Regions from separate parts of the Mus musculus genome. Here region 1 is linked to region 2. The links are chromatin contacts, found by Hi-C or POLR2A ChIA-PET in ENCODE. All regions are on one chromosome and are shown on one strand. Each heading gives the region's core, a stretch centred on a gene start or an enhancer-like site at or near the end of the contact. The rest is flanking DNA. Distances are from core to core; before and after follow the strand shown. Region 1 holds the start of 4632428C04Rik (RIKEN cDNA 4632428C04 gene). Region 2 has its middle 27 kb from the start of Gm52263.

The links. Hi-C counts contacts between places; a loop is a spot of excess contacts on that map. ChIA-PET counts read pairs that join two places held with the same protein, here RNA polymerase II (POLR2A).
Region 1: a loop to region 2 is called in a map of Patski, with 2.2 times the contacts of the local background. The contact joins the promoter of 4632428C04Rik here to the enhancer-like site in region 2. A Hi-C loop is called at or near these places in 1 of 37 maps with a recorded cell type or tissue (Patski). POLR2A ChIA-PET finds 5 or more read pairs at or near these places in 1 of 5 experiments (Patski).

What each region holds. Positions count from the first base shown.
Region 1 is chr16:30,006,189-30,011,194 of GRCm38, forward strand. 4632428C04Rik (RIKEN cDNA 4632428C04 gene) reads left to right here and starts at 2,479. Exons shown (of 3, transcript NR_033631.1): 1 at 2,479-2,542.
Region 2 is chr16:29,912,832-29,918,060 of GRCm38, forward strand. No RefSeq gene overlaps it. Among named protein-coding and RNA genes, the nearest start is that of Gm52263, 27 kb to the left of the region's middle. Within about 2 kb of position 2,645, at least 1 of the 3 ENCODE cell types and tissues checked has a DNase peak (open chromatin) inside an H3K27ac peak, as active enhancers do.

The DNA of each region.
Region 1 (5,006 bases), core at 1,229-3,728, 93 kb after region 2:
GCCGCGGGTAGGAGTAGCAAGTTCATCGCCCACCATGGAATCAGACAAGAGCCACATCTGACTCGTCGGTTCCTGCAAACTACTAGGTAAGCCCTGGCTGATCGCTTGACTTTACCCAGCCTCAGTTTTCCCACCTGTGTATTGGAACTAGGTTTCCTGTGCCTTGTGCCCTTGGAAGCATTCCCACAGCTTTGGTGTGGCCACACCATTCCAAAGACTTGTTCTTCCACGCCCTGCCCCTCACTTTCTCCAGCTGTTTTCAGGCATGTCACAATGTCACACTACAAACCCAGCATCCCAATTTCTGCAGAATCTGTAGCATCCCTTTTTTTTTTTTAATTGACTTCCCTCACAGCAGTCTTCCAAGACAAACATGCTTGCCCCTTGATGCTTGCTAGTTCTGGCCTCTATTTATGCCCATATTTCTGGCACCAAGCAGGCCAAACACACATCGGCTTCAGCATCTGCTTCTTGGAACCCACCTAGGTCTACTGCTGTGGACTGAACTCTCTCCTGAAAACACAAGTCAAAATCTAACCCCTAACGTAACAGTATTCGGAAGCAGATCTTTGTAGAAACCGTTTGAGGTCTTAAGAACAGTATCCCCCATCTAACAGGGCTAGTGTCCTTATAAAAAGGCATGATCGAGCCCTCTGCCATGGGAGGACACAGAGAAAGTAGCTGCTGTGGCGACAATTCTGGAATTTCAGATTCTTTAAATAACACAGAAATGTTATGAGAAAGTGTTCTTGTTTTAATCCCAGTGTGGGGCTGTGGGGCTGCTTCAGATTGTCTGCAGCAGCTGACGTGATTTCCTCGTGCCCTAACAGAGGCACAGTTTTGCCAGCTGCAGACAATTTCTGCAGTTGTGTGACCTCTGGAATTCTGGGAACTTTTCAGAGGGTATGTAAATGCTAGAGCCACAATAGGCAGGGTGGGTGGGGTTTTGGATGCAGTTTTCTCATACTCAGAGAAGAAACAAAAGGAAAGAATTAGATTCAAGGATCTCTGTCTCCCCTTTATCCTTTCCTTCTTATCTAGTGATAGGTAGTGAAAAGGGGGTGGAGGAATAAAGGATGGGAAAAAGAAGAATCCACAAAAAGCGAAGACTATCTACAAACTGCCTATAAGCCAAGGAAGAGGGACTTCAGGGGAATTGAGTCACCTGTGCCTTATTCTTTGACTTCAACATCCAGAACTGGGCGTCAGTCAATGTCTGCCGCCAGTCTATGGTATTTTAGCAATTGTATATGGATTAATGACAGGGATCTCTCACTGACCTTATCATTATGGGAACTTCATAGAGTGCACTTATACAAAGTAAGATGGGTAAGGTGTCACTAGATGACATACTCTTTTGAGAACCACTGCCATGATGCATCCTGTCGTTAACTGGAGTTTCATTATTCAAAGCTTATAGCGCACCAAATACCACCGAATGCATTCTTTTCCCCCTTTTTTTCTTTTCTTCTTCCTCCTCCCTCTCTTCTTCATTAGATTCCCCAATAGAAAGCAGAGGCTGGCCTCAAACTTGTGATCTTCTTGCTTCCTACGTGCTGGGATCATAGGCCTGTGGCACCACACCCTACTCAGATTTATGTTCTGCAGGTGAGGGGAGAGATTTGAGATGGCAAGATTAGCCTGACCGAGGTCACATGTCTGGGCAATGAGGTTCTGAACCTGTGATAAATGGTATTGACAAGTGTTCATGTGGGGGTGCACTCAATCTGCAGAGTGGCTGTCACATGCAGAATTCAGTGTTGTTCATGGGGGGGGGGGGGTACATAGAAGGGTAGCCCGTCTTTGAATAAGAAGTTGCAGGAGAGAGAAAGACTAGTTAGGCAGGCCATGACCGGTACAGAGCGGGGACAGAAATCAAGTGCATGGGGACTTCAGGAGAGGCAGCTGTTGAACTGGATTAGGTTAGCCTGGGAAGAACCACAGAAGTGAGACCTCATCGCCCACTGTGAAGAACAGGCAGGGAGAAAAAACAGAAACAGATCATGCTGGAGGAGAGCTGGGTACAGCAGAGACCCCACCCAGGTCCCGAGCCTCCTACGGGGGTGGCATACACACACACACACACACACACACCTCGACCCCTCAGAAAGCAGCAGAGGCTGATGCTAGGTGAAGACCCTGGATCCCTGGACCCCGAGGTTTGCCCCCACCCCCATCTGATTTCGTCCCAACTGCCCTGGAAGGCAGCGACACCACAAGGAGCCTTGGCTGAAGAGACACTTGGCCACGGAGTGGAGAGCCAGGCTCGGAACAAGGTGCACTGCGCTGTCTCCAGTCTTGCATGGCTGCCACCCAGAATGTGACTTTGCCTACATCTCCCTGCATGGCTAGGCATTGGAAACCTTGTCCCTGGCTGACTTCTGGACCCATGTGACTCTCATCCAATGACTAGAGGGGAGGCTGCCCCCGCGTTGAGGTGCAGGGCTCTTGCCTAGCTCTCCGGGGGAAGGGTCAGGCAGAGTGGAACCTCCTGTTCAGGGCTGGCAAGGTCCAGACTGGAGCTGTCACACAACCCCATGAGGTCAGTCCCCTGCATAGCCCTCAGTTCTCTGGCCCTTTCCCGGAAAGAGGTCACCGCCCAGGAGCTCTCAGAACAGGGGCTCTCTGTGTCTAAGGCCGGCCTGGTGGAGCAGGAGGATGCATAAGGCCAGCGGGGGCAAAAGAAGGGCGTGCTGGGCCACTCGCTGCGGGTGGCGCCGCAGCCCCGGGTCGCCGGCAGGGACCGGCGTGTGGGCGGAGAGGCGGCGCGCGCTCGGAAGTGGCCCCGGGCGGCCTCCCAGGCGGGCGGCTCCTGTTTCCCGGCTCCCGGGCGGGCGGGCGCGGGCCAGCTGCTGGGAGGTGAGCGGAGCAGCGTTTTCCCACAGTCTGGGGCGGTGACACATGGCGCTCACACATTCCACAGCCGGCGGCCGCGCCAGGCCTGGCGGTGAGTCAAGGCAGCGCGGGGAGCTGCCGAGAGCAGGTTCCGACTTTGGCACCCGGCGCGCCGCCTTCCCGCCTTGCCCAGCCCGGCGGGGGCGGAGGGGGGAGGGGGACGCCGGTTAACCCTTGGCTACCTAGGCGTACAGCAGCAGAGGCTCCGATGCTTGTCCATTGAGGGGGGACAGAGGGGTGGGGGATACATCACCACGGCGGATACCTACACACCCTGTGTTCCTTGTGCGTTCTTTGCTTTTTTTAGACCGGGGGGGGGGGGGGGGAGGGGGTATCTGTAATCCAAACTAGTCTGAATTCATTGTGGCTTCAAACTCCTGGTGATGCTCCTAGTTACAAAGCAGAAAACCAGAGAAGTTGCTCGTTAGAGACGGTGCCACTTCTGGCTTTTAGATTCAGACACGAACTGCCAGAAAGACTGGAGGGGTGAGGGGAAGGCTTTTATCGTTACTGTCCCTTCATCTAGAGTCTCGCTTCTGAGTCTGACCACTGTGGCCAGGCCCAGCTCCCGTGTGTTTATTGACTGGATCAAAAGTCTAGGTCGCAGTTCCTTCTGGCAGTCGTTGTACAGATAGAAGCAAACAGCTGGAAGCCTGCGCGGACAAATGCACACCCACATAACCACACACTTTAAAAAAGGCGGGGGACTGTGACTGTGGTGGGTGTTGTCCCCATGGGAAGGCTGAGCACTCCAACCTTGGCTTCCCTTGGGCGTGTGTGAACTCTACATGACTTCTGCAGCTGTTGCTGCGTGCATCCCCACCCCGATCTGCATCTACCTATTCTGAGACCACACAAGCCCGCAGCTTTCATCAGACTTGAAGGTCCCACAGACCAAGGTTCAAAGTTCGCGCTTTTTTTTTTTTTTTTTTTTTGAGTCAGGGTCTTACTAATGTAGCCTAGGTTGACCCTGAAACTTACAGGAGCGTGCCACCACACCCAGCACCTGGTTTATCATTAAAGAGACTTAGGTGAAACCATCTGCCAGAAGTTTGGGACCTGTAAATGTCACCTCGGTGTCTAGATGTAGTTCAGGTTATCCCACACACACAGCCTTTGCTCTCACTACCCCATAGCACTCACTTGTGAGCCCCCCCCCCCCCCCCGCCCCCGGACCTGCCCAATCGCCATTTGCATCTTCCACAGCTCAGATTCTGTAGACCCTGGTAGGACTTTTCGAACTCTTCTTGGTTGGGGAAATAAACCACCCCTGCCCTGTGACTCAGTCAGTTAAGTGCTCAGTTATGCTAGTGTGTCAAAGGACCAACCGAGATGTCCCCTCTGGAGATCCACAGTCAACGGGGTATATGCTAGGTCATTCAGCCAGCATGAAGCACGGCTCCAGAGGAGACACAGCAGACGCTGATGGCGCCAGTGGACACTGAGAGAAGCAGAGGAAGAGGAAGGTTACTCTGAAGTCCCATGATCTCCAGTTGGGGCTCTCAATCAAGCAATTAGAAAGTCTCCTAAGGAGTTAATTCTATCCTAGTGTGATAAAGGATGAATGGACCAGGTAGGGGTCCTGCCTCAGGGCTCTTGGTCTCATTGCCACCATGATTGGTCAGTTTTCACCCATCTGCAATGGTATAGAAGTGCTACCACACAGCCTACTCTGCTCCAGTTTGCCTCATTCCACACAGCTTGATGGTTTCAAGATGTGGCCACATTGCTGCACATTGTCTCAGGAGGTCATTCCTTTTCGTCCCTGAGTGGCATTCCATCCTGGGTCTAGTGCAGATCACTTCTCAGTCCTCTTGCCTTTAAGTCTGGGCCTCGAGAAACAGAGCTCATTCACACAGGGAGCTTTTGGAGATATATTTCTATTTCTCCTAAAAAATGCCCAGGAGTAGGGTTGTCGGGTCACATTACAGATGCATGGTGGGTAGAGATGAACGGGGACCAGCTAGCAAATGCCACCTGGGCCATCCCATCCCATCTCTGATTTCAGTGATGTTGTGCTGACATCTTTAAACTGGTTATTGTAGGAGAGTTTACAGCAGGAAGCAGTCGGTTCTAGTAATCAGGTTTGCTTTCCTTATGAACCGTCCACT
Region 2 (5,229 bases), core at 1,395-3,894:
AGAAGAAGAAGAAGAAGAAGAAGGAGGAGGAGGAGGAGGAGGAGGAGGAGGAGGAGGAGGAGGAAGAGGAGGAGGAGGAGGAGGAAGAGGAGGAGGAAGAGGAGGAGGAGGAGGAGAAGGAGGAGGAGGAGGAGAAGGAGGAGAAGGGTGGAGAAGAGTGGAGGAGGAGGAGGAGGAGGAGGAGGAGGAGGAGAAGGAGAAGAAGAAGAAGAAGAAGAAGAAGAAGAAGAAGAAGAAGAAGAAGAAGAAGAAGAAGAAGAAGATGATGATGATGATGATGATGATGATTATGGCTGGAATCTACTACCGTATCCTCTCCTCTCCCCAAAGAACTAAATATATTTGGCTAATCCTGTTGGGCTACATATCTCTCCACAAAGCAGGCAACAGCCTGTTCCATGCAGCTCAAGGATTACAGATTTTAAAAGGAAAGAGAGGAAAGAGGTGAAGATTGATGTGAGAACATGGGAACTGAGCAGAGGTAGCATTCGGGAGGTAAAGAGAAGGCCCAGAGGCTTCATGATAAAAGTGCAGAATTGCAAGAGACCCCGCAGTTTTTGCTAGAGAGGAAGAATCAAGTCTATGGAGGTGCACTGTGTGCACAGGGTTTAGTACAAAATCAGGAGGCAGTACAAGAGAGCATCTTTGAGACATAAGGCTGAGTCAGTGAGCCTGTGTTGTGTTAGTCCTCTGGTGAGTTTCCAGCCCCTCCCCCACGAAAAAAAAAAAAAAGGACATGGCCCAAGATTTATAAAGAATATACCCAAAGCATTCTGTGCGCTTCTCAAGGCAGAAGGTAATTGTTACGAGCAAATCTACACAAACTCTTGTGCCAAGATCAACAAGTTAAAAATAAAATAGAAATAGGAAAAGAAAAAAGGGATACTCATCAGAAACCAGAATGGTCCTCCCCACTCCAGTACATCCAGAGGGAAGAGGAATGGACGAGCCGCAGGCATTCTCCTGTGGAGCTGGAGCCAGCAAGGCTGTCCTGAAAAATGCTTCCACCCCACACTGAGGAACCCCTGGAAACCGGTCAAGCCAATATTAGGTGGAAGTAGATGTTAACTCTGTAAAATTAAGTCCTCTAGGACTTGGAGATCTAGGCTCACTCCATATATCTCAGAATCACCTCCATGAGGTCTCGTCATATTGTTAGCCAGCCCCTGCCCCATCACTTCAGAGATCTTGATACAACTTTGCTACATCAGCCAAATGTTTTCCCTAGAGAGTAGAAGAAATGACAACAGGGAAGGTGAGCAAGACCTAACAGAATTAATGGTTCCTCTGGTACACAGAGATGAGTCTGATGTTCCAAACCAAACATCCCTGCTCCTGTGACCTTCTGTCATCTGTGTTCCTGTCGCTTGCTCTCCTGGCTAAGGTCCGGGAGATATCTATGGTCAGAATGAAGTTATGATAACCGGAACCAGTGTCATTCAAACTGACACCATATGGCAACAGTGCCGCTAAAGCTGGGTCCTCATGCACATAGACTGAAGTGTAACACTCTTGGACATATGGAAAGGGACTCCTGATGCTACCTGTCACCTTGTCCCCAAAGCCAACTGAAAACATTATGTTGCTCCTAATGCAAACACACAGTGGGCAGGGGATGGTAATCAAGCCCCAGCAGCTGTAGTCTCTCTCCAGAACCACCCTCTGTTCTCCCCCCCGACCCCCCCCCCGAAATTCTGATTCTGACTGGGATGAGATATAACTTCCTCAGAGCCTTTCCATCATCTGTAGTTCTCAGTATGGATGGCTCTTCACTCTCTGAAGGGAATCTGTATTCCAAAGACACTCATCATCCCCAACGCAGGAGGCTTTACAAGACTCCGTGGAAGTCTGGCTAAGAGGCACCGAGGAAGCAACATTACATGCTGGTTAACAGACTGAGGATCCCACTTAAGCAGGTCCCCCCAACTACATACAGTATGATGGCCTAATCCCTGGGCCTCCACAGCCCAGCCTACCATTCCCCTACTTCTCAGGAATTCCACTGGCATCTCAGAGTGCAGCCATGAACCAGATTCTTCAAAAAAGGCAAACAGTCTGGAGGAATTAGGAAGATGTAGCTGCATAAGAAATTGGCTCCTGAAGCTGCTCCCTGGCAGTGGTGGTGCACACCTTTAATCCCAGCACTCAGAAGGCAGAAACAGGCGAATCTCTGAGTTCCGGGCCAGCCGGGTCTACAGAGTGAGGGGGAAAAAGGCTCCTTTTATCACTGTAACATCGAACACTGCATGGAAGATTAAACAGGTCTGTTTACTGACATAAACGGGCCTGGCATTATTTAATTGTCTAGATGGGGAAACTGAGGCTCTGAGAAGAGAATGTAAATTATCCCCATTGATATAGTTAGCCAGAAGAGGGGTAGATTAGAATTAAAACCTCCAATTGCTGTCTGATGCTTTATAGTAGCATACTCGCAGTTATAGCCCACCACCACCCCTGCCTCAACTCCCAAGTTAACAGGGGTTCCAAACAGCCCTTGTCCTGTAGCTCTACCCCTGAACCCATGATGGCGCAGTGACATCCTGCAAATAAAGAGGCCCCAAAGAACAGACAACCACACCCTGGGACACTCCAGGCGCTGCTGACTCAGGAGGAGCATTCCCACGGGTGACCACAGCCTGCTCCAGGCTGTTGCCCAGGAGACAAAAGAATCAGCACAGAGCTGCCTGCCCTGCCCAGACTCTCAGGGCAATAGCTTTAGCCCAGAAGCTGGCAAGCGCTCACCACTTGGGTGTGACTCGGCGGGGTGCCCGGGCCGGCAAGCCTGTCCAGGTCTCCATTCCTAGTAACACACTCATGCGTGTGGGAGAAGAGTCATCAGCCCAGCTGCAGCCCAATCTCCGCAGCTGATTGGAACAGGGGATGTCAGAAATCTTCACCAGACCGAGCCTTTTTCTGTGAGGTTACTTGAATGTGAGCTTTAATGCCATTCTTTCGAAGAGTTAAACAGCAGGCTCATAGATGCATCCGTGTTCTAAACAAGCATGTCTTCTCATCCACACTAGGAATAGGTGCCATACTCCTCCACCCTGGGGAGACAGTCCTGTGGTCATTACTGAGCGCAGGTATGTGAAGCAAGATGGAAAGGCTCCAGAGAAGACCAAGCAGCCTCCCTTCAAATCCTACTCTTCTAGTTATTTGTTTACTCACTTATTTATTATGTACTTACTTGTTTGTTTTTGAGGCAGGGGTTTTCTGTGTAGCCATGACTGTCCTAGGAACTCACTCAGTAGAGTAAGCTGGCCTGGAACTCACAGAGATCCACCTGCCTCTGCCTCCTGAGTGCTGGGATCAAAGGCATGCACCACCATGACTTGGCCTGTTCTCCTTTCTAATAGCTGTCTGACCTTAGGTACAGAAGTTGGCATCATCATACCTAAGCTTGCTTGCTTGCTTCCTTCCTTCCTTCCTTCCCTCCCTCCTCTCTTCTCTCTTTATATTTTTTCTCTTATTTTCTTTTTGTTCTCACCCACTACTGTAGTAGAAGCTTATGCACAGAATATGGGAATACCAAGATCAGGGATATAACCTACATCATTTCAGAAAGAGACAATTATTGATCTTCCCTCTTTGTATTGAGAGCACCAGGTGCAATCAGCCAGGTCTGGTTCACCCTGACCCCAGGTGCAGAGCACATGCCTGTGCGAAGCCTGGAGTCTTCCAATAGCTGTTTCAGGCAGAGTTCAGGCAAAGACCCAGCAAAAGGGAGGTTGGCTTGGCCTGCCTGTCCCTTGTAACCTCTCTGCTTTCTCATCTGTGACTGGAGAATGCTAATACTCAACTCACTGAGTTACGATAGTTAATAAGATGGTGTTGTCAAGGTTTGGATAGTATGATGGACCTTCACTGACAACCAAATTGGATTAAGGACACTGGTAAGCCACATTCTCAGAGATGCCTATGAGAGCATCCAGAAGGGATTAATGGAAGGAAAAAAACCTGTCTTTAATGTGCATAGCACTGTCCCATAGGTCTGTGCCCTGGACTAAATAAAAAGAGAAAAAGGAGAAGGCCAGGTAAGTGCTGAGGGATTCTCCTTCTCTGTCTCCTGGTTCATTAGACGAGAGCAGACAGACTTTTGTTCCTGCCTATATACCCTTCCCATCAAAACAGACTGTGCCCTCGAACCATAAGCCAAAAGAAACATTTCTTCCTGAACTCAGTTCTTAGCAGGTATTTTGTTATAGCAACAAGAAAGTAACTAATACTGAAAATTGGTATTGGCCTGTGGGGTACTTGCCAGGATAAACCTGACCCTGTGGTTCTTAAGCTCTTAGAACTGGTTTACAGAAGGAATGTGAAAAAATTTAGAGCCTCAGAATAGCAGAGCCCTAGAATGCCAAAGCAGAGGTTAATGGGCCATTCTGGTGGAGTGTGGGAAGGATACCAGAATCCTGAGAGAAATGCAAGCCTCGCTCAGGAGGATTCTCAGAAGAATAAGGAATCTATTGGGAACTGGACTAGAGACGATTCATTTTACATCTGGTAAATACTACAGATATGGCTGGCCTGTGTCCTGAAAAGATCATGAACTAAGTTGTTTGACAGAGAACAATTCAAGACAGTATGACATTCAGCTACAGCACCGTTACTGTTCATTGTGTTCCATCAGATTTACAGGGAGAATTCAAGGGAGAAAGATGAGAAATGTGAGGTTTGGTGAGGCAAGAAGTGTGAACTTGTGTGTGTGTGTGTGTGTGTGTGTGTGCGCGCGCGCGCATTCATGTTTGTTTATATCCTGGTGTGGAGTCAGAGGGCAACTTGTGAGAATCAGTTCTATACTTCTACCATGGGAATCAAACTCAGGTCCTCAGAGTTGGTGGCAAACCTCTTTAACCACTGAGCCATCTCACTAAAAGGTACAGACAAGGTGGGCTTGAAGAAGAGTATCTGTAAGCCGGGTGGTGATGGCACATGCCTTTAATCCCAGCACTCGGGAGGCAGAGGCAGGCAGATTTCTGAGTTCGAGGCCAGCCTGGTCTACAAAGTGAGTTCCAGGACAGCCAGGGCTACACAGAGAAACCCTTTCTCAAAAAACAACAAAACAAAAAAGAAGAAGAAGAAGAAGAAGAAGAAGAAGAAGAAGAAGAAGAAGAAGAAGAAGAAGAAGAAGAAGAAGAAGAAGAAGAAGAAGCATCTGTACTTAGTACTACTAAAGAGAAGCCAGAGTTGGCAGTGAGAAAACAGGAAAGGCTGGAAAGCTGCCTTGAG